Regions from separate parts of the Homo sapiens genome. Here regions 2 and 3 are each linked to region 1. Evidence: chromatin loops called from intact Hi-C (ENCODE). Cell type or tissue: ascending aorta. All regions are shown on one strand. Region 1 overlaps ZFHX3 (zinc finger homeobox 3). Region 2 overlaps LOC102723876 (a long non-coding RNA gene). Region 3 has its middle 60 kb from the start of ZFHX3-AS3.

The links. A loop is a pair of places that touch in the nucleus more often than their neighbours do. Peaks named below come from ENCODE experiments on the same cell type or tissue, not always from the same donor. Only the 100,000 strongest peaks of a DNase experiment are listed, where the experiment ranks them.
Region 2: it touches region 1 in a loop (10-fold over the local background); 2 of 110 quality-filtered maps call a loop at or near these places.
Region 3: a loop joins it to region 1, with 4 times the contacts of the local background. A loop is called at or near these places in 20 of 110 quality-filtered maps.

What each region holds. Positions count from the first base shown.
Region 1 is chr16:72,843,120-72,851,119 of GRCh38, reverse strand. The region is part of intron 4 of ZFHX3 (zinc finger homeobox 3); the gene reads left to right. Among named protein-coding and RNA genes, the nearest start is that of ZFHX3-AS1, 180 kb to the right of the region's middle. RefSeq lists a silencer at 3,747-3,806 and an enhancer at 5,209-5,708. In ascending aorta, a CTCF peak has its summit at 3,803 (motif pointing right); DNase peaks (open chromatin) are centred at 149, 449, 1,959, 2,249 and 3 weaker places; H3K4me3 peaks cover 2,726 bases; H3K27ac peaks cover 7,276 bases.
Region 2 is chr16:73,765,891-73,773,890 of GRCh38, reverse strand. LOC102723876 (a long non-coding RNA gene) reads right to left here. Exons shown (of 3, transcript XR_001752375.2): 3 at 7,361-7,492. It also overlaps a transcript of ZFHX3 not described here. Among named protein-coding and RNA genes, the nearest start is that of TRK-TTT1-1, 290 kb to the right of the region's middle. In ascending aorta, no CTCF peak of the experiment used is centred here; DNase peaks (open chromatin) are centred at 2,552 and 4,770; H3K27ac peaks cover 7,621 bases.
Region 3 is chr16:73,168,781-73,176,780 of GRCh38, reverse strand. It overlaps a transcript of ZFHX3 not described here. Among named protein-coding and RNA genes, the nearest start is that of ZFHX3-AS3, 60 kb to the left of the region's middle. RefSeq lists enhancers at 4,464-5,313, 5,384-5,883, 5,884-6,385. In ascending aorta, CTCF peaks have their summits at 80, 3,675 and 3,877; DNase peaks (open chromatin) are centred at 20, 3,067, 4,050 and 4,470; H3K4me3 peaks cover 1,684 bases; H3K27ac peaks cover 4,523 bases.

The sequences.
Region 1 (8,000 bases):
ATGACGTTCCATGTGGAAAAAAATGGCACTTTCTATTTATAAGTGAAAGGAAATATTTCTGCTGTTTATCCTAGAAACCCCGAGCCATGCTTTCAGACGCTGAGAATTATGTCCCTGCACCGCAGCCTCAGTCAGGCTCCTGGGCCCTGTCACCACTTGGCCCAAAGCTACTTTCTCCCCCCAACCCCATCTGCTTCCCACCAGTTTTCGTTGCTTGCACCCCCTCCCCTTGAGTCAAATGTTCCTGCTTGCAGAGTTTATTAATAGCTCTAGCATCATTGAGTAGTGATTTTTCTTCCTTTTTTGATTTATTATTTTTTTTAATTTTAGGCTTTTAGAAACAAATCTGGAATAATATTTCAAGCTGCTCCCATCTGGGGCAAACTCCAGTCAATCCTTTGAGCCCAAAGCACATCTTAGGGGGAGGCATCCTCCACGTTTCCTCCCAAAGCTGTGGGCCTGGCGAGCCCGGCCTCTTTGCTCTGGTGTTAATGCCCTGGTGATCACTGGTCATCAGTAGTCCAGCTCTACCATGGTCCATGGTTCTGTGGACCCACCCTATATCCCCAGTTCCTTGAGCCTCCTCTAATCAATGTCCCTAAAAACTTCTCGCTGCCCAGAGAAATTTTTTCCCCAACTTCGACTCTACAGTGATATAAGTGCTGTTGAAATGATTGACTATGTGTATTTCAACACACATGAAAATAGCACTTGTGTGCACAGATTTACTGCACACTTGGTAGTGACAGTGGGATGGTCGTTCGTCCTGTGGTAAGTCCTTTTCCGTACTGAAGCGTAGGAGTGAAGATGGGCAGGTGATGTTTCCATGTGGGACCTGTGGTCTGAAGTGCTAAGTGAGGTAGACACTGGTGGGTGTGACTTTGTAGGTGTGACAGTAGGTGTGACTGTGGCTTGGGGAGGCTGGGGTCAGGAAGGCTTCCCCAGGGTGGGCAGAGGGCTGATGATGGCTGTGGCTTGTGTTTTCAGGCTGGTCCCATCTGGAGTGTTGTCCCTAGTCCAGTCTGGGGCCTGAATCATTTCTATCAGTGCCTAACCTAGAAACATCTGATTTCTCTAATCCTCTTGTTTGCTCTGACAGTCCCCCGACCGTTCCCACCTTTTCTTTCAGCTTATGTCCCCTGACGTAGCTTAGCACTTTTGTCATCACTGGAACACGGAAAGGTGATTTTCAGATGGAAGGGTAGGTGTGAATTTTTTTTTTTTTTTTTTTTTTTTTTTTTTTTTTTTTTTTTTTTTTTGGTAGGTGAACTCCAAGTGGCAGAGAGCCCACCTGGAAGTCAGCTGAGAGCTGGAGCTCTAAGTAAAGGCACTCTTGACAGGGCTCTGTCTCCTACTCTCGAACAACCAGGGAAGTGAATGGCAGCCGTTGGCCAGGAATTGATTGCATTAATTGATATGCCAATAAGAACGCTTGTTACATCCGCCATTGGTTAGGAGGCCAGCTAACAAGTCCGCTGATCAATGGCACCAATAAAGATTTCATCCATTAATGAGGAACGTGGTAATTAATGTTATCCATAAACCTATTAGCCTGGCTAGCTAATGCACTGGTTAGTGCCATGAGTGGCAGTGTGGAAAGTGGGCAGGGCATGGGTTGGGACTTAGGCAGGATCGTGGGCACCATCTTGGCAGGATCGTGGCCTCATCTTCAGGCAGGTTTATTCCAAACGTAAGCACATTTCAACCTCCTGGCAGAGAGAGAAGTCAGGCTGAGCCGGCTGGGCCCCAGGCTGGAGTATGGCTGAGCCCTGCTTTTGTCCCCCTACCTGCTGGGAGGAGACCAAGCCACGTTTTTCTCTTGCAGCTCCTCTGGCTGCAGAGCTTTCCCACGCAAGTCTCTCAGGGGCTGTTAGGGGCGTAAATGGAATGACTGAGTTCCCGGGTCATTCCAGTCCCAGCTGGGCACACTGTCCCCAGGGACACTCTCCGTCAGTGGCTCACACGCACTGCCCTGTGCTCCTGGAGGGCGGGCGTTGGCCTCTTCTGGGAACCATGAGTGAGTGGTAAAGTAATTAACATCCCCCACCCCCGGGCTTCATTAGGAAGAAAAATTTTGCTAGACGAAAGAAAGAAGGAGAAACAGATGATTTGAAGCTGTGCCTTTTTCCTTCCCCCCTGGTTTTTTGAAATGACATCAGTGGGTTGTTTGCCAAGCATAACCTGGCAGCCCGGCGCTCTGCCTGCCTGCCTGAGATTTCTGGGGACCGTGCAGCTCGCCAGCTCCAGCCGTGGCAGCATGCCAAGGTGACGTTCCGTGACTAAGCAGAAACGAGGGAAAGGGAAAGAGGGAGGAAGAAGGTATGTGTGGTTGGGGAGCTGGGGGAGAGAGTGGTCCTGGGTCTGGGCGTGGCATGGGGAGATGAGGAGGCATGTCTGGGGGCATCTGATCAGGAGGGCGGGCAAGAGGGGCAGGCACTGGCAGGCCAGGAGGTGTTCCAGTGGCATAGGGGGTGGGAGGGGGGGCACAGGGTGATGGCCGCAGACCCAGCCTGGGAGGCCGCCGAAGGGGTCTGACTTAGGAGGGAACCAAATGAGCCACAGTGAAGGTGACAGCCCAGAGGGCCTGGAACTGTTGAGGAGGAGGCTTAGGAAGCTTTTATCAGCATCAGGCCTGATACTCCACAGCGGAGTTTCCTTTGCATTGTTAGGTATTGACCCTCAGAGACCCCTTGTGGATTCCCTAATTGAAAATTAATACTAGATCAATGCCATGGGCAATTTGCATATTGATCATAAACAACTTTGAAGGCACCGAGTGTGCGGCAGATCAATAGGGCTCGTGAATAGGCTGCAGAGGGAGCACCTCCCAGTACAATGCGCTCCGAGAAAGGTTAATGATTTAGGAAGTTCCTAACTGCTTAGCGCAGGGAACAGCCCCCACACCACACAGCATCCCCAAGAGCAATTAGTGCCAGGCCTGAGCGCCTGCCCTCCATTCCCCCTCAGCACCCCCATCCCCAGGAGCGGAGGGAGGGCCACTGTGCTGGTGTGAGGCAAGGGGCTGGCGACCTGTGTTTTTACAGTTGCCTTTTTTGGTGATGGATGAAGTCTTGGGGCAGTTTATTCTGGGAAGCTACTGTAAAAGGCAGCAGCTAAGTTCAGGCTCCAATCATTGTCCTGACCCCTTCCCCAAAACACAGTTCTCCTGATGATGTGAATGGAATGAGATGGAGGAGGGGAGGAGCCTGGCTGCACCCAGCCTCCTCCCCCTCGGGCTTCAGATCAATGTGGAACCTACATTAACGTTTGCTTTAAGCCGTGATGGGTTTGGCCCTGGTTTGCTTCCTGTTCCATTCAGCTCTCATCTTTGGGCTTTTATGTCTTCGCCCATCGCTTACTCTCCCCTGCTTTGCGTCTGCTTGTTTTTGCTCTGGCTTTAGGCCTTGCCTTTTGGGGTGTCCCTGTTGGGTCCCCAGCAAGCCTGGAAAGGAATTCACTCCTCTGGGGAGATTCCCTTTACCTGCCACCCCTCCCCTTCTTTATCCTGGCCTCCATCCATCCCCTCTTTTCCCTTGGCTGCGGAAGCTGTGTGTGGATCAGCTGCCCTGGGGGTGCTCCGGGCTCACTTCTTAACATTGCAGCAAAACCTGGAACACTCCGGGGCCTGACCACTGAGTTTCTTGGAGCTCCCAGGGTACCAAGAGATGGCTGGTCCTAGGTTCAGGGCCAGATGCAGCCTGCAGAACTAATGCTGCCTGCCTGCACCTAGCTGCCTTGCTCCAGCCCTGAGACTGCAGGGTGGTGGCACCAGTAGCAGAGAGGTCTGCGTGTCACTAGGGGGAGACACGTCTTAGGTAGTGCTGAGTTGAGCAGACTTTCTTCTACAACAGCCAATTTGAGAAAAATAAAGTCCCCCCTTCATCCTCAATACCAAATTCATTTTGTACTAGGAAGTGCTAGCTTAAAATAGCCCTGCCGAGGTCACATAGTTTTCTATGGCTTTTAAATTTACAAAGTCCACTGAAATACATTTAGGTGCAGGGACAATGCATTTCCATAGAAGGGACATGCAGAACAGTCAGTAACTAATTTCTGCATTTGCACCGCAGTAACTAATTTCTGCATTTGCCATTCTGAGCCTTGAGTCCTTCACCCCAGTCTTGGTGCTGCCCTGTCCTCTTCTCAGGGAGAGGCTTCAGAGCACGATGGTCAGATGGGTCCTTTGGTTTATGGGCGTCCAGACTGTCCAAGTGCTGCAGCACCGCCCATGGCAAAGGATAGCCACTGGTCCGCTTCCCCTCTTTGTGTTTCTTCACCGTGAGGCCAGCTCTACCCCCACCCCTGCCAGCCCCCAGTAAATGGAAAGGTTCAAAGAGATTTTATCTGTATCTGCAGCCACATCCGTATCTGCACTGATATATTGCACATGCATGTTTAGGGAAAGACAGGAGTTTTTCTACTGGAAATCCCTGCCGGGGCCACCAGCTAAAGCCGTGCAGGTTGTCCCCCACACAAACAGTTCTCTGCTAAGGGGGATGCATAAAGACTGCAGTCCATCCCAGACACTACCTTACCCAGCAGAGGGAGTGGTGGGTCTCAGGACCATATGTGCCCAGAGGAAGAGGTGCTGGAGGAGCACCTTGTTCTGACTTTCTCAAAGGTACCTTTCATGCTCACAGTGCCCGTGGCCTGCAGTGGGTAGCAAGGCCTACAGGATGCTGCCCAAGACCTCTCTGAGCTTATCCCCTGCCTTGTCCCTTCTCTCCCTGCTTAGCGCTCAGCGCTCTTCCAGCAGGCCAGCCCTCCTTCTGTGCCCTGGGTCTTTGCACGTGCCATGCCTCTGCCATGTGAGCCTCCTGTGGCTCACACTCTCACTTCTTCCAGGTCTGTGTGCAAATGCCACCCTCTCTGAGCTTCCCATGTTAAGGAACTCCCTGGATTCCTTTTTCTACTTTATCGTTGACCCTTAGCAGCCTCTGACTTAGAATATGCTCACTTACTGAGCTGCTTACTGTGTTTTACTCTCCCCACTCCTTCCTGCCCCTGCCCCATGAGAGCAGGGGCTTTCCTGTTGTGTTCACAGCCGTGTTGTCAATGCCTGGGGTAGGTGCCACATGGATATGTGATGGGTGGGCGGATGGATGGACAGACAGCACAAGCACAAGTGTGTGTTCTCCTGTGAAGGCCACCATGGTTGGTGCCTCTAGAGGTAGCCATTAAGCATATGGTCCTTGGCATCAGCTGTCACCTCCTAGCTATGTGACCTTCACCAGTAATTTAACCTCTCTGAGCCTCATCTGTGAAATGAGAGTCCTAATACTATCTACTTCAGCTGAGTGATGATTGTGTTGCTATTGTTAGATACTTGCTAATGACTTAAGCCAATGGAGGCTTTCCAGGCGCGTGGTATTGGTTTTTGTGATCAGGCTCTTGGTGGTGAAGGGGTCTACACAGGCAGGAGAAAGGGAAAGTCGTCAGTGTTTTGTACTGATTGGTCTGGGTCACAGATGCTTTGCGGTCAGAACATTTGGGATTGGGGCAAAGAAGATGGCAGCCAGAACACAGGCTCCTGGGGCAGGACGGGGGTGCCGTGACACAGAGCGTGGGAGCACGTGGCGTGGGGCAGTGATGTGAGTTGGGGGCGGAGAGCCCACGCAGGCCTGGTTCAGGGCCGGGCGTGGCTGCAGCCCTGCCAGCCCAGCGGGCAGGTGCCGGGATGTCCCTGTGCATGCGATGACTTCATTATGGAGCCTTTCATTGACTTGGCTGCACTGTGCTGATGAACTGAGACTGGGGACAAGAGCACATAATTGAGGGAAATAAATTCCCATCACAGGCCGGGCTGCAGCCAGGAGTGTGCGTCCTCTAGGCGTGTGTGTGGTGGCAGGGGGAGGGGGTTCCAGTGTTTTCTCAGGTGCATCTCCCCTTCTTTCCTTCCCTTCCAGACCTTCACAAGCACTGGGCGCAGGGGGAGGAAGAAGTGTGCCTCATCTCCGCAGTGCTGCCTCTGTTTCCCCCGCTTGGAGCTGCTTTTCCAGAAGCAAGCCTCTGGTGTCCGCACCTTGCCCTCTTTTCCGCCACACGGAGGAGCAGGAACCTGCCGGGGCCTCCCTCGTTCCCCTCATGCACCTGTTCATTCTCTCATTCATTCCATTTCCCTTTGTTTGTTCACCTTCAGTTCTGTCTGTGCTCTCGGCTTAGCTCTCTATGAAGGCAGGGAAGGGGAGCACTGTTACTACAGGACTTAATTGAAATAGCATTTCATTCATCTCGGAAATGAGGAAGGGGAGGGGGCGGGGCAGGGTTTTCGGGGCAGTCTACTTGCCTCTCATTCGACACAGAGCCAGGCCTGAAGATACCAATGCCACAAATGCATAGCAAGATCTTAAGAATTTAGGAACCAGAGTCATTTGCATAAAACTAAACCAAAAACCGCACAACCAGCCACATGGTTTAACGACCTCTAAGCCAATGTCCTGCTGCGGTGCATTTTCTAAGAACGGGGATATCAGCTGCTCTGGTCACCAGAGCATCTGAGGTCAGTCATTATTAGTTGTTTACAGCAAAGGGACACCCACCCCCCCACCACCACTCCTGAGCCCCAGTGTGTTTTGGGCCTTAAAATACATTTCCTGGAATGTGAGGTCTGTGTGCTGTGTGCTGGGGGTGCATGTGATGGTTGGGCGAGGGAGGCAGGTTGCCTCAGTTACAAAGAAACATGGGCGGTGTGAAGGCAGAGTAGAAAAGAAATGGAGAGCCCTCACTTGACACCCTCTGACCTCAGCCATTGGAGCTGAATGCTGGAGAGCCAGGACTGAAATTGCAGTCACTTTAGATTATTTGGAGCGAGGAGAGGCAGGGAAAAAAGGGTCTGTTGACTACAGGAAGCTGAATTCTTCCTCTGCTGAAAAGCTTATTAGTGGAAGGGGAAAAAGCAATTACTTGGCTTTTGCTAGTTCTCTGTGGCTGGGATTCGGGGCTGTGACAGCAACCCTGTCAGCAGTGCCTTGGACCTCACCCTGATCCAGAATATCGATGATGAGCTCTGCCCCAAGCCATTTGGGAGCAGTACTTCTGGGATTCCCCCCTTTCCAGAAAAGAGCATGGAGGGGAGGAGTATGTGAGTGAGTGGGTGAGTGTGTGCGGATGTAGGAGAGGGGGAGAGAGAGCTGTGTCTTGTCCTTTCTTTAAATGTGATGCTTTTATTTGGGGCTTCATGTTGCCACTGGGCAGGAAGTTAACAGGGTACCAGGTGCCTGGAAACAGGATTGGCTGGTTTTGTTTTGTGTATCGTGGGGTTTGCTTTGGTTTTGGTGAGTTCATTTTTTATCCTTGCCATGCCATTTGTCTTAAACTGTAAAGAAAAATTAGGCATTGCTTTGAACAACTATGGTACCATTATTAGAATCCACCTGCCTCAACATCACCACCTTGATGGAGGGAAGATTCCCGCAGAGCCAGCACCCAGGGAGCAGGGTGTGAGGCTGCACCGCCCACACTGCCCATGGCTTCTGTCTTGTTTGACTGTGTAAGCGTCACCCCGAGCACTTCTTCCCTACACAGCTGATGGCCTTCATCCTCCTTTAGACACCCTCCTTCAGGTTTCCTCACTGTGTGGCTTTTTTTTTTTTTTTTTTTTTTTTTTAGACGGAGTCTCGCTCTGTCGCCCAGGCTGGATGGAGTGCAGTGGCGGGATCTCGGCTCACTGCAAGCTCCGTCTCCCGGGTTCACGCCATTCTCCTGCCTCAGCCTCCCAAGTAGCTGGGACTACAGGCGCCCGCCACCACGCCCGGCTAATTTTTTGTATTTTTTAGTAGAGACGGGGTTTCACCGTGTTAGCCAGGATGGTCTCGATCTCCTGACCTCATGATCTGCCTGCCTTGGCCTCCCAAAGTGCTGAGATTACAGGTGTGAGCCACTGTGCCTGGCCCCACTGTGTGGCTTTGGAGCCCTATCCTGCTCCAATCCCTGGTCTCCTAGTCTGTAAAATTGAGGTACTTGTGGTCAGCTCCCCCAAATACCTCAAAACACAGGTAGAA
Region 2 (8,000 bases), 920 kb before region 1:
GCTGGGTTTACAGGCATGAGCCACTGCATCTGGCCTCTTTTCAACTTTTTAGAAGTGTTGTACCAGGGAATGTTGGAGTCCCCTGGTACTGAGCTCTAAACCTTCTCTCCTTTCTTTACATTTGCCCCCTAGGTGTTTTCATCAACACCCATGGCTTTATTTACAACTTCACATAACTAACACTGAAATTATGTGAAATGTCACGTGGTTCACTTCTGCACTGTGCCCAAATGCTTGCTCACATATCTCTACCTGAGACAGGCCTTCCCGGATGGCCCTCTCTCTGTCCCTTTCCTTGCATTCGGGCTTTCCACGGACACATTATTATGTAGATACTTGTTAATTGTTTCTCTCATCCACTGGAATGGAAGCCTCAGGTGGACAGATCCTTATTCACTGCTTATCCCCAGAGACAGGACCAGGGCCTGGCTCATACTGGGAGCTCAGTAAGTGTGTGTTGGATGCATAAAGGTGAGGACCATCTGTTCTCCATCTCCACTGATACAAACAGTTTGATGATAATGGAAAATGTAGCACAAGGGATGGGGAGAACTACTGCCTGGTGGTGAGGTCTGAGGACCATAAAGAAAGGGAGACTGTGGGACACAGCTGCCTGGGGTGGCACCCTCCTCTAGAACTTTCTGTGATGGTGGAAATGTGCCATATCTGTGCCGTGCAACACGGTAGCCACTAGCCACTGTGGCCATTGAGCATTTGAGATGTAGCTAGTGAAACCCAGGAACCAAATTTTAAACTTGATTTGATTTTTGTTTGTCTTATTTCCATTTATTTACTGATTAATTTCATTAACTTTGAGTAGCCCCATGTGGCTAACAGCCCCTGCACTGATCAGCCTGGGTCTAAGGACCCAAAATCCTCTACCTAGGATAGCATGACACAGCCAAGTCCTGGAGCTGAGACCAAAAACAAATGCTTCTGAGTTTAGAAATAAATGCTCTGAGATCTCTGCAGGTAGTGGCAGTGTGGGAAATGAGTCATGTCTTTCAAGATGCCTGGAGATTCTCCCAAAGCAAGAATTTTCTAAGAACAGTGTCTGATATGCGGTAGTAATTATGCATATGTATTTAGTGACAGCCAGATTAGATAGCTCAGAAACACACACCCCCCATATGAAGTTATTATAGAATCAAATGGCCAGGTGAAGAATACCATTGAGAGACAGGAGCTGCAGGCCGAGGATGAGATGCAGTTGTGCTAAATACACAGTTCCTTACTCAGGCAGGGATTCAAACAGCCAAGATCCAAGTGAGAAGGAGACTAGCTAACTGCAGAACGGACATATCTGAAAGACACCTACGGCAGAAAGTAGATGACCACCCAAACGAGGTATGCACAGTGATATGGTTTGGCTGTGTCCCCACCTAAATCTCATCTTGAATTCTCACATGTTGTGGGAGCTACCTGGTGGGAGGTAACTGAATCATGGGGGCAGGCCTTTCCCATGCTGTTCGCGTGATGGCAAGTAAGTCTTACAAGATCTGATGGTTTTATGAGGGGGAGTTTATCTGCACAAGCTCTCTCTTTGCCTGCTGCCATCCACGTAAGATGTGACTTGCTCCGCCTTGCCTTCCACCATGATGTGAGGTCTCCCCGGCCATGTGGAACTGTGAGTCCAATAAACCTCTTCCTTTTGTAAATTGCCCAGTCTCAGGTATGTCTGTATCAGCAGTGTGAAAACAGACTAGTACACACAGCAATTCCAATTCCATTTTCAAAGGAAAGGTCTGTGGCGAGGGGGTGGAGGTGGAGAACTGGATGGTTCTGCCTCACCCAAGAAGATTCTAACCACATCTGGAAAGTTAGCTGTGGCTCACATCCCCACAGTTTAAGAGGGAAATAAAATGTAGAAGAAAGAAAAGAAAGGCCACAAAAATGATATGAAGGTTGGGAGAACAAACTTGAGTGGACTGACTGAAGAAGTAATTTATATCCTCCCAGAAGAAAGGCCTCTGTGGGGGAGGTGACCACAGTCTATAAATACTTTCAGGGTAACCATATCAATGAGAGAAAAGGATTAGTCACCATCTTCCGGGATGGCAGGGACCAGGAGCCATGGCCTAAAGTGAAGCGAGAAAAAATATTGTAGCCATTAGTAAAAAAAAAAAAAAAAATTCTTTAAGGCAATAAGGACTGGACAGTGAGCAGAGTTCTCTAGGGAAGGAAGCCAAGTCCTGTCACTACATTCAGAAGTGATTGAGTGAGATAGTAATGGAAATGAAAGGAACATCAGACTAGGTACTCTTATGTCCTGTGAAATAATTGGTCTGATAGAGCCAGAATCTGCCTTTGGCTGTGGCGCATGTGTGCAGCAGCCTCAGAGGAAGGTAAGACCTCAGCATGGTATTTCTCCAGACCTGTCAAAGCAGGCCAATGAGGAAAATTCCTTACTGACCATTGCTTTACATAGGCACTGAGTTTAGAAGTTTCATGTGGTATGACCTCATTTGTCCATGCCCTCCTCATCTGCATGCTTGTTTTTTCTGACCAGCTCTGCTGTGGGAGTTAGGCTGAGTCAGGGACCAGGGTGCCAGCTGTTGGGGCGCCATCACCAGGATCTCCTGCTTAAGGGGAAGATGATCCTGTAGTACCACTTGGAAACTTCCAGGATTCATCCTGGCCCTACTGAATCCACATAGACAAAGCAGGGCTGTGGTAACATTGGTAGGGATCATCAAAATGCTTGAATTCACCCCTTGCCTGTTTTCTAAGGACTTTCTGAATTGATCATCTCCTGCATTTTCCCGTCATCACCCCAGTCTCTAGCATCCTTGACCTTTGTGTTCCAAGGAGCTTTAGAGCTCATCTTGTATTTTTCACAGTGAGAAAACCAAAGCCCAGAGATGTGAAGTGACTTGCTCAAGATCTCACAGCTAGTTAGGAGCTAGACCAGACTCCTGAATCCCAGTCCTTTACCTTCTTCATGACAATGTCTTACCTTGCAAGGGGAGAAAAGTGATCCATCCATCCGTCTAACACATAATGGTATTTATTGTGCTCTATAGAAATGACCTCTATATGGCTTTGTGTTAAACTCAGCAGCTATGTTGGAGAACAAGTTGAAATATGCGTCAGATACAGATTGTAGCTTCAAGCATGATCATCTTCAAAGCAGAATGTTCCTACTTTGAGGGGTGCAGAAGACAATTCATTGGAGATGTCGTAAGAAAATGTTAGGGCTTCTATTTACACTTATTTGGCCTCATCCTTGGAAAATGTCTACTATCTTGTTCCAGATAGCAATGCTATTTTCTTGTTTATTTTGGTTGATCATCTCAATATCTTACTTTTTATGACTCTTATGCTTGAGAGTGATATTATTATCTAAATGTTTTGTTTGACATTGATATTAACACATAACTGACCATCCTAGAAATGTGGTGTTTTCATTTCTGTGGTGGTTGTAACAAATTACCATAAGCATAGTGGTTTAAGGCAATACAAGTTTATGATTTTATATAGTTCTGGACTTTAGAAGTTCAAAATGGGTCTTCGTGGGTGAAAATTGTTTCTTTCTGGAGGCTCTGTGGGAGAATCTGTGTCTTCTCTTTTTCCACCTTCTGTGACTGTCCCCATTCTTTGGCTCATGGTTCCCTTCAACTTTCAAAGCCAGCAATGGCTGGCAGAGTATTTCTAACATTACATCACTCTGACTCTGATTCTTAAGTCACCCTACTCCACTTTATGGGCCTTTGTGATTACACTGGACCAATTGCAATCATCCAGAATAATCTCGCTATCATCAGGTCATCTGATTAGCAAGCTCAATTCCTTCTGCCACCTTAATTCTCCTTTGCCATGTAACGTAACACATTCATAGATTTCAGGGATTAGGGTGTGGATACCTTTAGGGGACCATTATTCTGCCGACCATGGATGGTAGTCAGTCATCACATCTGAGTGCACTATGATAATAAACAATGTAATATCACTACTTTCTTTATTCACACACCTAAGCCATCTTTTCCTTTGGAGCTGTAGCTGTGCAGTGGGGAGAGAGTTCTGTTTATCACTGGAGCCAAATAAATGGTTCAATAATGGGCAATTCAAAGGGATAGGGATTATGGGTAATAACCCTAGGATTCTTCCATGTCCTGAACCCTGGGTACATTTGTAGGATAACTGGGTTGTTGATATGTCAACAAATCTCCGGCAAAAAATGTGTTTCCTTTTAAATATCTTTCAGCTTCAATAAAGAAGTAGTTTCAGTGGTTAAAAAGGTAGAAATTCCCATTTTACATTTTAAGTCACTTTTTAGCTGTAATAGGTTTTTGGATTGTCATTGATTTTCTGTATTTGTAGAAAACCAAATAACTGCCTAATCTGGAATTCCTGCATATAAATATAGATGCTCATTCCTATTAAAATTTGTATAAGAATGGTAGCATGGTACTATTAATTCTGCAAGCATTTGATGAATTTGTGTAATATACTGTACATTACAAACTAACACAACACTATTATGAAATGTCATTATGACATTTTCCAGGTCATATTTTCAATCAATCTGAAAGAGCTCGTTAGGGGCCTAGCAGCTTGCAAGGGTTTGCTAGGTGGCTTACAGATTTACTTAAATCCTCATGAAGTTTATGATCTAAGTCAGAGGGGGCACCATATGTGACAGTAGAAAGTACTTCTAGTTCTGATTCTGTTTTAACTAGCTGTGTAAAGTTGGGAAAGTTTCTTGCTGTCTATGGGTCTTAGATTCCCAGTCTACCAAGTGGAAATGTTAGCCAAGAACCTTGTCCAAGGTCAGGGTCAGGCTTGCCAGATTCAGCAAGTAAAAATACAGGATGCCCAGTTTAGTTCGAATTTCAGATAAACAATGAATCATTTTTTAAGTACATGCCCCAAATATGGCATGGGGCATATTTGTACCAAAAATGATTCATTGTTTATCTGAACTTCAAACTTAACTAGGCATCCCATATTTGTGTTTGGCGAGATAAAGTAGGTTTCTGGTATGTGGGTTCACTCTTCCTTTCCCTCAGCTGGAATAGTCAGTTTCCTAGCTTGTATGAGTACAGCTTTCAGTTTCTCTCAGTGCAATGCTGTAGGTCGCCACTACTCATCACTTATAGTTGGCATGGATGATAAAATCCAGGCTCAGTAAATATCTGTGGAATGAAAGAGTAGTTGGTATCCCTAATTTAATCTGTTATCTCAAATCTATTTCTAAAGTTTGATGATTCTATAACATTTACATAGTGTAAACAGAAATAAAGACAGACAACAGGAATGTATTAATACAGACAAGAACAAGGTTATGGGCAATCTGTAGAGAGATTGATTTGAATGTTTATCTCAGGAAGGATTAAGGTGACACTCAACACCTCTCTTTTCCTATTGAGAGGTAATAGCTTAAAACAGAATATAGGATTTCAGGTCTAGCTTAGATTTTAAGAGTAATACATTGTAGAACTATCATAGGGGTTGGGCTCAGTAAATACTGATTAATAATATAAAAGTAACATTGAGTAATAACATAAAAGTTCAATTTTTTAAGTGTTCTGGTACTTTCCATTGGTGCCTCCATGTCTGCTCCCATCCTTTCTTCACCCTCCTTTGTGCCCAGAGGCCGACCAGAGTAGGCCATGTTAGTGGGTCTCCTTGCTTTCTGGTTTCCAGCTGGATTTGACAAATGGGAGAAAAGTCCCATCAAGGGATTGAACTTTATAATCTAAGACAGAGGGAACACAGTCTTTGGATCAAGACTGGATTAGAGAGTGATAGGAGGGAAAGGTTGGGGTGTTTATTCCACAGTAAGTGGCCAAGGGTTGGTAGCATCACTTTGACCGAAGGCCCTGAATCCTTTCTGGTACCCTTCTCATGTGGCTACTCTTCTAAGGTTGTAGGAATTACCCGTGTGCCATGCCTCTTCAGATCTAGGGATGTAAAAGCTCCCTACGTTTGCTAGCATTAAGGTGCTTCACCCTGTCTTGTTTCCTTAAACTCTGCCTCACCTTTGCAATTAGTCCCTTTGTTGCAATCTCAAATCATTTTGAGAGTGCCATCTGCTTCCTGCTGGGGCTCTGACTGGTACAAATGGGTACTACTATCAGCTGATTACGTAAGACTACAGGTCTCACAGAGGTTAAGTCTCCCATCGCAGATCACATAGCTCATAAATGGCAGAACTGAGACCCAGTACCTCTAGGTGAATTTGAAAGAAACAAGAGAGAAAAGAATGGACACAGGAAGATCCACAAGAATCTGGTCGTGGTCTTGGAACTATGTAATATATTTCTCTTAATTGCCCTGGAAAATATTACAAGAAAACAAACCTACATCACCATCTATTATATATCTTGTTTTCTATTTTGGGAAGGTCAGAAAAAGAATTCTTCTTTTGTGTTTATTCTTTCTTAGCTCAAGAAAACTGAGAAATAAACAGTAAGGATAATCTCCAAATCTTATAATTCTCATGTAGTACTCTCTACTTTACAACATGATGCTTCTGGTACCTGCGGTCCTCATCACTTTTCCTCAAATCCAAATAATTTTACCTTATAAAGAGAAGATTCTTCTGCTGAGCATGAATGTATTCTTGATAAAGCATTATTATGGACAAGGAGAGTGATATATTAGGTTGGTGCAAAGGTAATTGCAGTTTCTGCCATTAAAAGTAGTGGCAAAGGCTGGGCGCAGTGGCTCACACCTGCGATCCCAGCACTTTGGGAGGTGGAAGTGGGCAGATCACTTGAGGTCAGGAGTTCGAAACCATCCTGGCCAACATGGTGAAACCCCATCTCTACTAAAAATACAAAAAATGAGCCAGGCGTGGTGATGGGCACCTGTAATCCCAGCTACTCAGGAGGCTGAGGCAGGAGAATTGCTTGCATCCGGGAGGTGGAGGTTGCACTGAGCTGAGATCGCGCCAGTGCACTCCAGCCTGGGCAACAGAGTAAGACTCCATCTCGGAAAAAAAAAAAAAAAAAAGTAATGGCAAAACCCACAATTACCTTTGCACCAATCTAATACTTAACACCATAAATGTCCTCTGAGATAATGATTTTGAATGGCTTGGAATTAAGTCACTTTTCTCAGATCAGATCATTTTCCATGAGCTTCCTTTAGTGCCAGCTAACCTGGGCACAGTGAGTGGCGACAACTCCTGGGGACCCATGTCACTTCTGGTCTGCGGTCCTGTCCTGAGTGATAGGTGCTTTAAACAGCTGGACTGACTGTTATGTTTCCACTCACCTTCTTATGCATTTCTCGCTTAGTCCAACATCCCGCATCATTCTTTCTCCACCAAAGCTAGCTCCAGAGCTTCAGCTCTTCTTGAATTTTGTCGTTTTCTAAGTTTCTTCTTTATTCCCATTGATACTTGCTAGGATAGGATGCATTGGTGGCCCCAGATGCACAAGTGATATTGGCAAAGCAGAAATGGGCTATGGATGTCAAAGAGATGCTGCTGTCCCTTATTCTTGGATGGAGAAGTTTGATGATACCCAGAAAGATCCAGTATGTCCTAAAAGACCCAAGAGAGATGTATAGGCAGTCACCCTGGCGATATACCTGGGCCATTTATTTCGCAGAAGAAACAAGAGATTTTAAGTTAAAATATCTTAAAATTGTGATACAAGGAGTCAACAGGCCTTTGAGGACAGGTAGGGGTTACATTACCTAAGAAAAGTTGCTGCTGCATGGTTTTATTTTAGCTAATTTTATAAAACTGGATTTTATGCACGCTGTCACTATGAGGGACTAAAGTGACATTGGAACAGAATGCTTTTTCCGTAACGGATTTTACTGGGGGCAAGGGGTGGGATTGGGAGAACTCTTTTCTTCAATGCCATATGATGCATCTGTGTGAAAAAATTCTGCTCCAGGGACTAGATAGGTCAGGAGTTTTAATTTTTCTTTTCTCCCCAATTCCCAAAACCTGAAACTGTATTGAAATGAACTGAGAGTAAGCCTCAGGCTTTATTCTACTCACTATCCATAGAACTCAGTCACAGTAGCCAGTCTCACGTAAG
Region 3 (8,000 bases), 330 kb before region 1:
CATCAAGAAGAAGACTTTTTTCCACTCTTAGCTCTTGTCTAGCCTACATTTTATCACACTGCCACGTTCCTTCCCAAAGGTGGCAGCATTCTGGAGAATGGTAAAGGGAAATGATTTCCAGAGAAGTAATTAGCAAAGTGCATGGAGGTTTAAGGAAAAAAAAAAAAAAAAGGAGAAGAAGAAGAAGGCTATCAATCAATAAATAATAAAAAATTCAGCCGAGGGCATTTTCCATCTTGGTATTCTTGGCTAAGAGAGCAAGAAAGAGAGATGCATGAGGACAGGTCAAGTTACTCCTCCTTAGCTCATGTTACTCAGCTTCAATATAATACAGTGTACTCACATAAAGGGAGGTGATAAGGAACAAAAATGGGAACTATGCTTTCACCTGCACTTGACTTCCTATCATCACTTGAGACTTTCAGGTAGCACTGTAAGATACCTGATCTTGGATATTTATGGAGTAATTGCATTGACATTGATCTCTTAATGGTAGTTGATGAGTTAATTCATCCCCAAACCCTTCTGACTTGGCAGATGAGGAGTCATTAGTCATTGAACTTATTCTGGGCGTTACATATTCTATTATTTATCATTTACATATAAATGAAAGTGTGAGCCTCCTAGAGTGATGGGACGGTGCTAGATGGTTTAGAGGTTTTTCCATTGCCAAGAGACCAGAGAGTCAATAATGCCAAAGGATGAGAGAATAAGTAAATACAGGATTTGGAGAGGAGAATTGGCATAGCCGACGAGGTGGGTTGGGGATGGCTCTGGTATTAGCAGAAGAAAGGTAAGGAGTTACATTCATTCATTTATGCATTCATTCCACAAATATTCCTTGTGCTGGATAAGATTATTAGACATAGCCCTGCCCCCCAAGTAAAAAATCATTTGTCATCCCAAGTTGGAAAAAGTGCTTTGAAGGAAACAGACAGGGTGTTGTAGGAGAAAATAATGGGAATGGGGGTTCAAGCGTTGGGAATGTATTTGAATAGACTGGTTAGAGAAGATCTCTAAAGAGTTAACATGTAAACTTGAACCCAAAGGATAAAAAAGAGCCAGCCATATAAAGGGGAAATGATAAGTGACAGAGGCTTTTGTGAGGTCTTGAAGCGGGAAAAGTCCTTGGCAAATTCAAAGAAGTAAACTGTTAATGGCACTTCCCTTTATCGAGCACCTATCATGGCCAGACCCTGGTCTAGATGTTTTGTGTGTGTTAATGCACTTACTCCTCCCAGCCCTCTGAGCAGGCGTTGTTACATCCTCACTCTACTGGTGATGAAAATGAGGCTAGTGTGGCTGGAACATAAAAGGTGAAGGGGAGATGGCTCAAGACCAAGTTGGAGAAGCAGGCAGGGGCCACCAGTGGTTTTTTTGTTTGTTTGTTTGTTTGTTTTGGAGACATAGTCTCTCTCTGTTGCCTAGGCTAGAGTGCAGTGGTGCAATCTCAGCTCACTGCAGCCTCCACCTCCTGGGTTCAAGTGATTCTCCTGCCTCAGCATCTCAAGTAGCTGGGATTACAGGCATGAGCCACTATGCCCAGCTAATTTTTTTAGTTTTAGTAGAGACAGGGTTTCACCATGTTGGCCAGGCTGGTCTCGAACTCCTGACCTCAAGTAATCCGCCCGCCTCAGCCTTCCAAAGTGCTGGAATTAGAGGTGTAAGCCACCACACCAGGCCAAGTGGGGTTTTCAGCAGGGAAATGGGCTTAATCTGATTTGGGTATTTGGTTGGTTGGTTGGTTGGTTTTGAGAGGGGGTCTTGCTCTGTCACCCAGGCTGGAGTGCAGTGGCGCTATCTCGGTTCACTGCAGCCTCCACCTCCCAGGTTCAAGCGTTTCTCCTGCCTCCCGAGTAGCTGGGATTGCAAGCATGTGCCGCCATGCCTGGCTAATTTTTTTTTTTTTTTTTTTTTGTATTTTTAGTAGAGACGGGGTTTTGCCATGTTGCCCAGGCTGGTCTTGAACTCCTGACCTCAAGTGATCCACCCACCTCGGCCTCCCAGAATGCTAGGATTATAGGCATAAGCCACTGTGCTCGGCCCTGATTTGGGTTTTTAAAGGATCCCTCTGGGTCGCTCATTGATGAGCGGACTGCAATGGGGCAGGAGAAGAGTGTGGGGACCATTTAGAAGGCATTACAGGTTTCCAGCAAGAGGAGATGTGACTGGGCCAGGAGGGTTACAGTGGAGGAGATGACAGGAAATGGTGGGTTGGAGGCAGGTTTTGGCTGTGTGGAGATTTGAGAGGCAGCCCAAGCAGTGAGGATGCAAAAAGAAAACACGTGAACTCAAACCTAATACCAGCCCCCTTCTACCACTAAAGACAGGGAAGAGAGAGAGTCGCGGAATAGATTCCTTGAAATTGGAAGAGTTTCAGGTATCTGACCAGGATCCTGCCTCGCTGTCAATATAAAACTTAAATGCCCGTTGCCTGCATGTTGCGGTTTGGCAGCCCTTATTCCTCCTTTTGTTGTTGTTGTTGTTGTTGTTGTTGTTGTTGTTGTTGTTGTTTTGTGTGAACACACACACCACCCATTCCTGATCCACTGAGGCCTTAGAAGGCATCAGCAAGTGAGGTTTCCTCCTGTGACCAGGAAGGTCTCCATGCAGAGAAGAGAGATCTGCTACCCAGAAACTGAAGTTAAGGAAAAAAAGGTGGCTCGCCTGGGGGAAACACGTCCAGTGAACCTCAAGCCGGTCATTAACTCTGCCCAAAGCCTTGAGGACGCTCACACACTTGGGAATTTTGGGAGCCCGGAAACTAACTGCAAAGTTTATTTTCAGAACAAGGCACAGAGAAGGAAGCAAAAGATAAACAGGGACCGAATGTTTTAATTATTTTACATGGTTCCACCCCAACACCATTCCCTAAATCTTAAAGGAATGAAGGTCCGAAGGGGTTTATGGGAGAGCATTTTATTCCTTCCCCTTTCTGCCATACAGGCTTGCAACTGCCCTGCGCCCCCACTTCTATAGCGTTCCCTTCATGGGAATGGCAGGGTATATCCGTGGCTATCTTGTGACTTTGGCCAAACCTGGGTGTCGGAGCCTGGTGAGTTTCCTGGGCGGTTGTGGTCGTTTCAGAACAGTAGCCACATGGGATGCTCTCCAGGGACCGCCTCTGAGTTGCATGGATACAGTTCTTCATCTGGGTTTTATAGGGAACAGGGGTCCTGACCTTGGAGTGCAAGAGAGCAGAGCATTGTTAGTAAACTGTCCGGGGAAGACTTTAAGAAAAAAGAATGAGGTGGAGGAAAGGGAAACTGGGAAGGGCCAAAGGAATCCAGATCCTTCATCACGTTCAGGCACAAGCAGACTCCCTGGGTGTGGCCTTCGGACTCGCAAAATCGACTCCAGATATCTTGGGGAGAGCGAGAAGAGAGGACAAATATGCCGGGGCGGGAGGGGCGGGGGGAAAATACCTGCTAATGCAATTAACTGCAAGTGGAAACGACAAGCCGTCGCCCACGGAAGATCTCAGAAAACACAGCTCGAAAAAGTACAAAAGTCCTTCAGTGTGAGGTAATGAGGCGCATCTAATTATATTTAAGAAAGAAACAGCAAGAACTGCTTTAAAAGCCTCCCCTCAGTCTTCCCCTCTCAAACCAGTATGGATCCAAAACCCAGAGACATCGTTGCTTCAGAGAAAGTGAGGAATTGAAGAGTGCATCACAGGAAACAAGGTTATTTTCCCAGAACTGAGAAAAACTATCACATAAGCCCTTCCCTGACTGTTCTCTTTTCCCCTCCCAAAAAAAAAAAAAAAAAACAAAAAAAAAAACAAAAAAACAGTCCCATCAGGAAACAGCAGGGGGAGAAAGAAAGAAAGAAAAAAAAAAAAAAAAACCACAGGCAGCCCCACCATGAGAAATCAAGGCAGTCGAAATGACATTTGACACCGCCAGGCCACAGCTGAAGAACAAGGGAAAAGTTTTAGGGCGACTGTCAATGACCCATGGTCCTTCACTCCTAACCTTGCTCCTAGCATATGTTTCTCATTTCCTTGCTTATAGCTGGTCCAAGCTAATGATATGTGTTTTGGCCGGGATCCCGTGCTTGGCATACAGCCGGTCTTGTTCTCATTGTCCGGGCTACTTACAGAAACCTCTTTCTCTGTCTCTTTCTCTCTCTCAAAAAACCGGCTTTAAAGAACAGTAAATATGCAAAACAGCCCCCACGCTCTATAGAGCTACCATCTTGAACACGGCCTACGCCATCCTCACACACCCCATCAATAAAGGCCTGAAGAGACTGCCCACAGGAGAGGGGTAAGTTCAACACAAAAGCAGTGGAAATTCAAACAAATTGGCCCATTAGAGTCTCACACGGCTATAAATACAGCTCGGCTGGGGCTATTTTGAGGGACGGTGGCATGGGAAAGTTCGGCCTGGAATCTTGAGTCTGTCAAAGGAGACGGATCTCTCCCAAGACATGGGAAGAACACGAAGCGCCTGGCGGGCAGGAGGAAGGAGGGCGTCGGAGCTGGTCAGTTTCAGGGCCAGATTACACGTGGATGGCAGAGACAAGGCCGGGCCTCGCCCCTGCACCCCGGGGCTGCCGGACTTGCTGTTGGAGGCTTGGGCTCGGGTGTCACTCAGAGTGTCCATAACCTCTCAAAAGGCCGAACATGCTCTTTTCCTCCTCAGGGATCAATGGACCATTTCACTCTTCCTGAAGGACCCGGCAGGCGGGTGGAGGAGGGGTGGGAAATGGAGTGGCTGGCGAGTCTGGGCAGGACCCGGTCTGCAGTCAGCATCTCTGGCGGACCCAAAAGGGAATTTTTTCCCATTTTTTTATTGATACATAATCATTGTGCATATTGATGGGGTAGGTGTGATATTTTGATATAATGTGTAATGATCAAATTAGGGTATTTAGGGTAGCCATCATCTCAAGCATTTAGTATTTCTTTGTGTTGGGAACAGTTGAGGAGGGCATTTTTGCCCATTCAACCCCAAAGGTTGACACCGGGTACGTGTATGTTACAAAATCAGGGGCACAGTAGCATGGATTTGAGGAAATGGGTCCCATAAACAAGAGTTAGTAAAATATGTAGGCAGAGAATATATATGCAGATGTCGAGAACTGCTTAACATTCCCCCTCAGGGTGTGTCAACAGATGGCAATTAACTGCTAACAGTTAGGAATCAGTAAACACAGAATACACAGACGCTTATGCATCGTGTACCTGCCTGCGCTGCAGGAACACAGATTCCCCTTTGCGGCTGTGAAATTGCAAGGAACGTCTGGGTTCACTCTGCCCGCCCCCCACCCCGCCCCCCCCGCCATTTTCTGTTCAGAAGGCACACCCAGGACAACTGTGGATTTACACATTCACTGTAGACCAAGCACTATCCAAGGCACAAGAGTCACACAGACAGAGCTCCTTCTGCCTGAGGCTTTCAGCCCAGTGGATGCATTTGATCGGTGCCTGACCCTACAGTTTCCTTGAAGATACCTCGGCATTTCCCCGGAACAGCCCAGTTTGTATCTATTATCCCAGAGTAATTATTAATAGCACTTCTTTTCACTCTCAAAAGCGTCCCAGTTTGGATGATAAATTATATGGCTACTCTATCTAGAATCCCTTTTTAAAAAGGGCTTTTTTGGGGGGATGAAATCTAATACACAGAGAAAAAAAGTGCAAAAATACAGCATCCTCTATTTGAGAGGCTCTTTGGAACTTGCTGAAGTCAAGAGAGGGTTCCCAAATGATGGAGAAAATGGCTTTAGCAGATTAAATTTTAATTAGTTCATAACAGGTTCCACCGCATTCTGGACTTGAATCCCTGCCGCACGCTGTCGCCGGTTCTGTAGTCCCAGACATTGTCGGCTCTGGATTTTCCACGGTGCGTCGGAAAACTCAAACTGACTGCCCTCTTCCACAAGCCTGGGGACAGCTGGGGCACATGAGGGCACTTGTCCCCATACAGCCTGGAGGGGAAGAGCCAATTCAGGTTTCCATGACAACACCCTTTCCTGAAAATCTCTGACTGACACTTCCTGGGGAGACAGGAAGTACAGACAGGAAGATCCCGAGGTCATTCTTTTCCTTTGTCCAGCTTTTCCCACCTCCCAGACTCTCTGATGATTTGACCTTTCCTAGCTCAGCATATCTTCTGCCAGCCCCATCAGCAAAGCTGTCCTGGGGGCAAAAAGCAAGCAACTGTTTCTGTCCGCTTCTTCCCAGCTGGCCAGTGAACACCCAAACTATTTCAACAATAACCTGCATCAGAGTAACTAGTGAGGGCTGGGCACGGTGGCTCACTCCTGTAATCCCAGCACTTTGAGAGGCCGAGGCAGGCGGATCACCTGAGGTCAGGAGTTCGAGACCAGCCTAGCCTACATGTTGAAACCCTGTCTCTACCAAAATAAACAAATTAGCTGGGTCTGGTGACATGTGACTGTAGTCCCAGCTACTCAGGAGGCTGAGGCATGAGAATCGTTTGAACCCGGGAGGTGGAGGTTGCAGTGAGCCGAGATCGTGGCACTGCACTCCAACGTGGGTGACAAAGTGGAGCTATGTCTCAAAAAAAAAAAAAAAAAAAAAAAAACTAGTGAAAGGAAGATGCTTCAAAAAGTTACACAGCTGATTCCAAAGTAAATGAACAATTTATGGACTGTCTGCACTTTCGCAGTTAGCATCAGGACATTAATAATCATCCCACAAGTGTTACTGAGTGCCTACCATGTGCCAGGTGCTGTGCTGGAGATTGGGTATTGAGTATTGAACAGAATGGATATGGCCCCTGCCTCCATGGAGCTTACAGTGTCCTAAGGGAGACAGACATTCAATGGATAATCACACAATAAATATGCAACTACCAATTGTAATAAATGCAGCAAAGGAAGAGTACAGAGTAGGAGAGAACCTACAACAGGGGTACCTAATTTACAATTGGGTGGGTCAGAGAAAGCCCCCCTCAAGAAAAAACAGCTTTGATCTAAGACCTGAAGGATTACTAGAGGTAGGCAAAGAATGTCTGTCATCCATTAATATCAAGAATCCATGCGTCTCCACCATACTGGGCATAACCTTGATACTTTACTGAAATATTTCACTTCTATGCCAAAAGAAGATTTCCCTCACTAGTTACTTTTTTTTTTTTTTCCTTTTTTGAGACATCGTCTCACTCTGTCGCCCAGGCTGGAGTGCAGTGGCACAATCTTGGCTCACTGCAACCTCTGCCTCGCTGCAACCTCTGCCTCCCAGGTTCAAGTGATTCTCCTGACTCAGCCTCCTGAGTAGCTGGGATTACAGGCACACGCCACCACACCCAGCTAATTTTTTTGGATTTTAGTAGAGACGGGGTTTCACCATGTTGCCCAGATACTGCCCAGAAGTGAAAGTCATACCGTGAGGTCATACCATGAGATATGACTTTCAGGCCTACATATTTATAACCTGCATTAAAAATAATACAAGAGATTCATAATACCAACATTCTAGATTGTTGGTTAGCTCTGCTTGAAATGTAGGAAAAGTTCAGAGTATGCCCTTAGTCTATTTCAGCAAATCTCTCATATCTGAATCCCCACCACCTAGCATGACTCAAGGCATTGTTACCATGTAATCGTTTTATGTATTAGGCATTCAATATGCATTGAACAAATGAAGGTATCAATGAACAAATAAGTGAACTTTAGTAGGTGTCTTCTATGTACCAGGCATGTGCCAGGTACCCTCACAAATATCCTCCAATTTCAACACCCTAACCTTATTGCACCTTTCTCAAAGATAGGATTCTAATATGCTGAACCAAACAATAGTTCTAAAAATAATTCTGAAATATAAGCTGAATGAAGTTTGGAGTCGCAGATAAGGGAGAAAATGCATTTTCAGAAGCATTTTGAAGTAGCAAGGGAAGATGGCAGTCAGCAAAACTAAAGGGTGCCATGCTCTCAAGGGTCATAGATGTGGACAAGGAGGTGACTTGAAAGGGAGCAGAGGTGTAAAGCGGAGTGGACGGTCGGTATTGCTGAAACCCAGAGGGCAG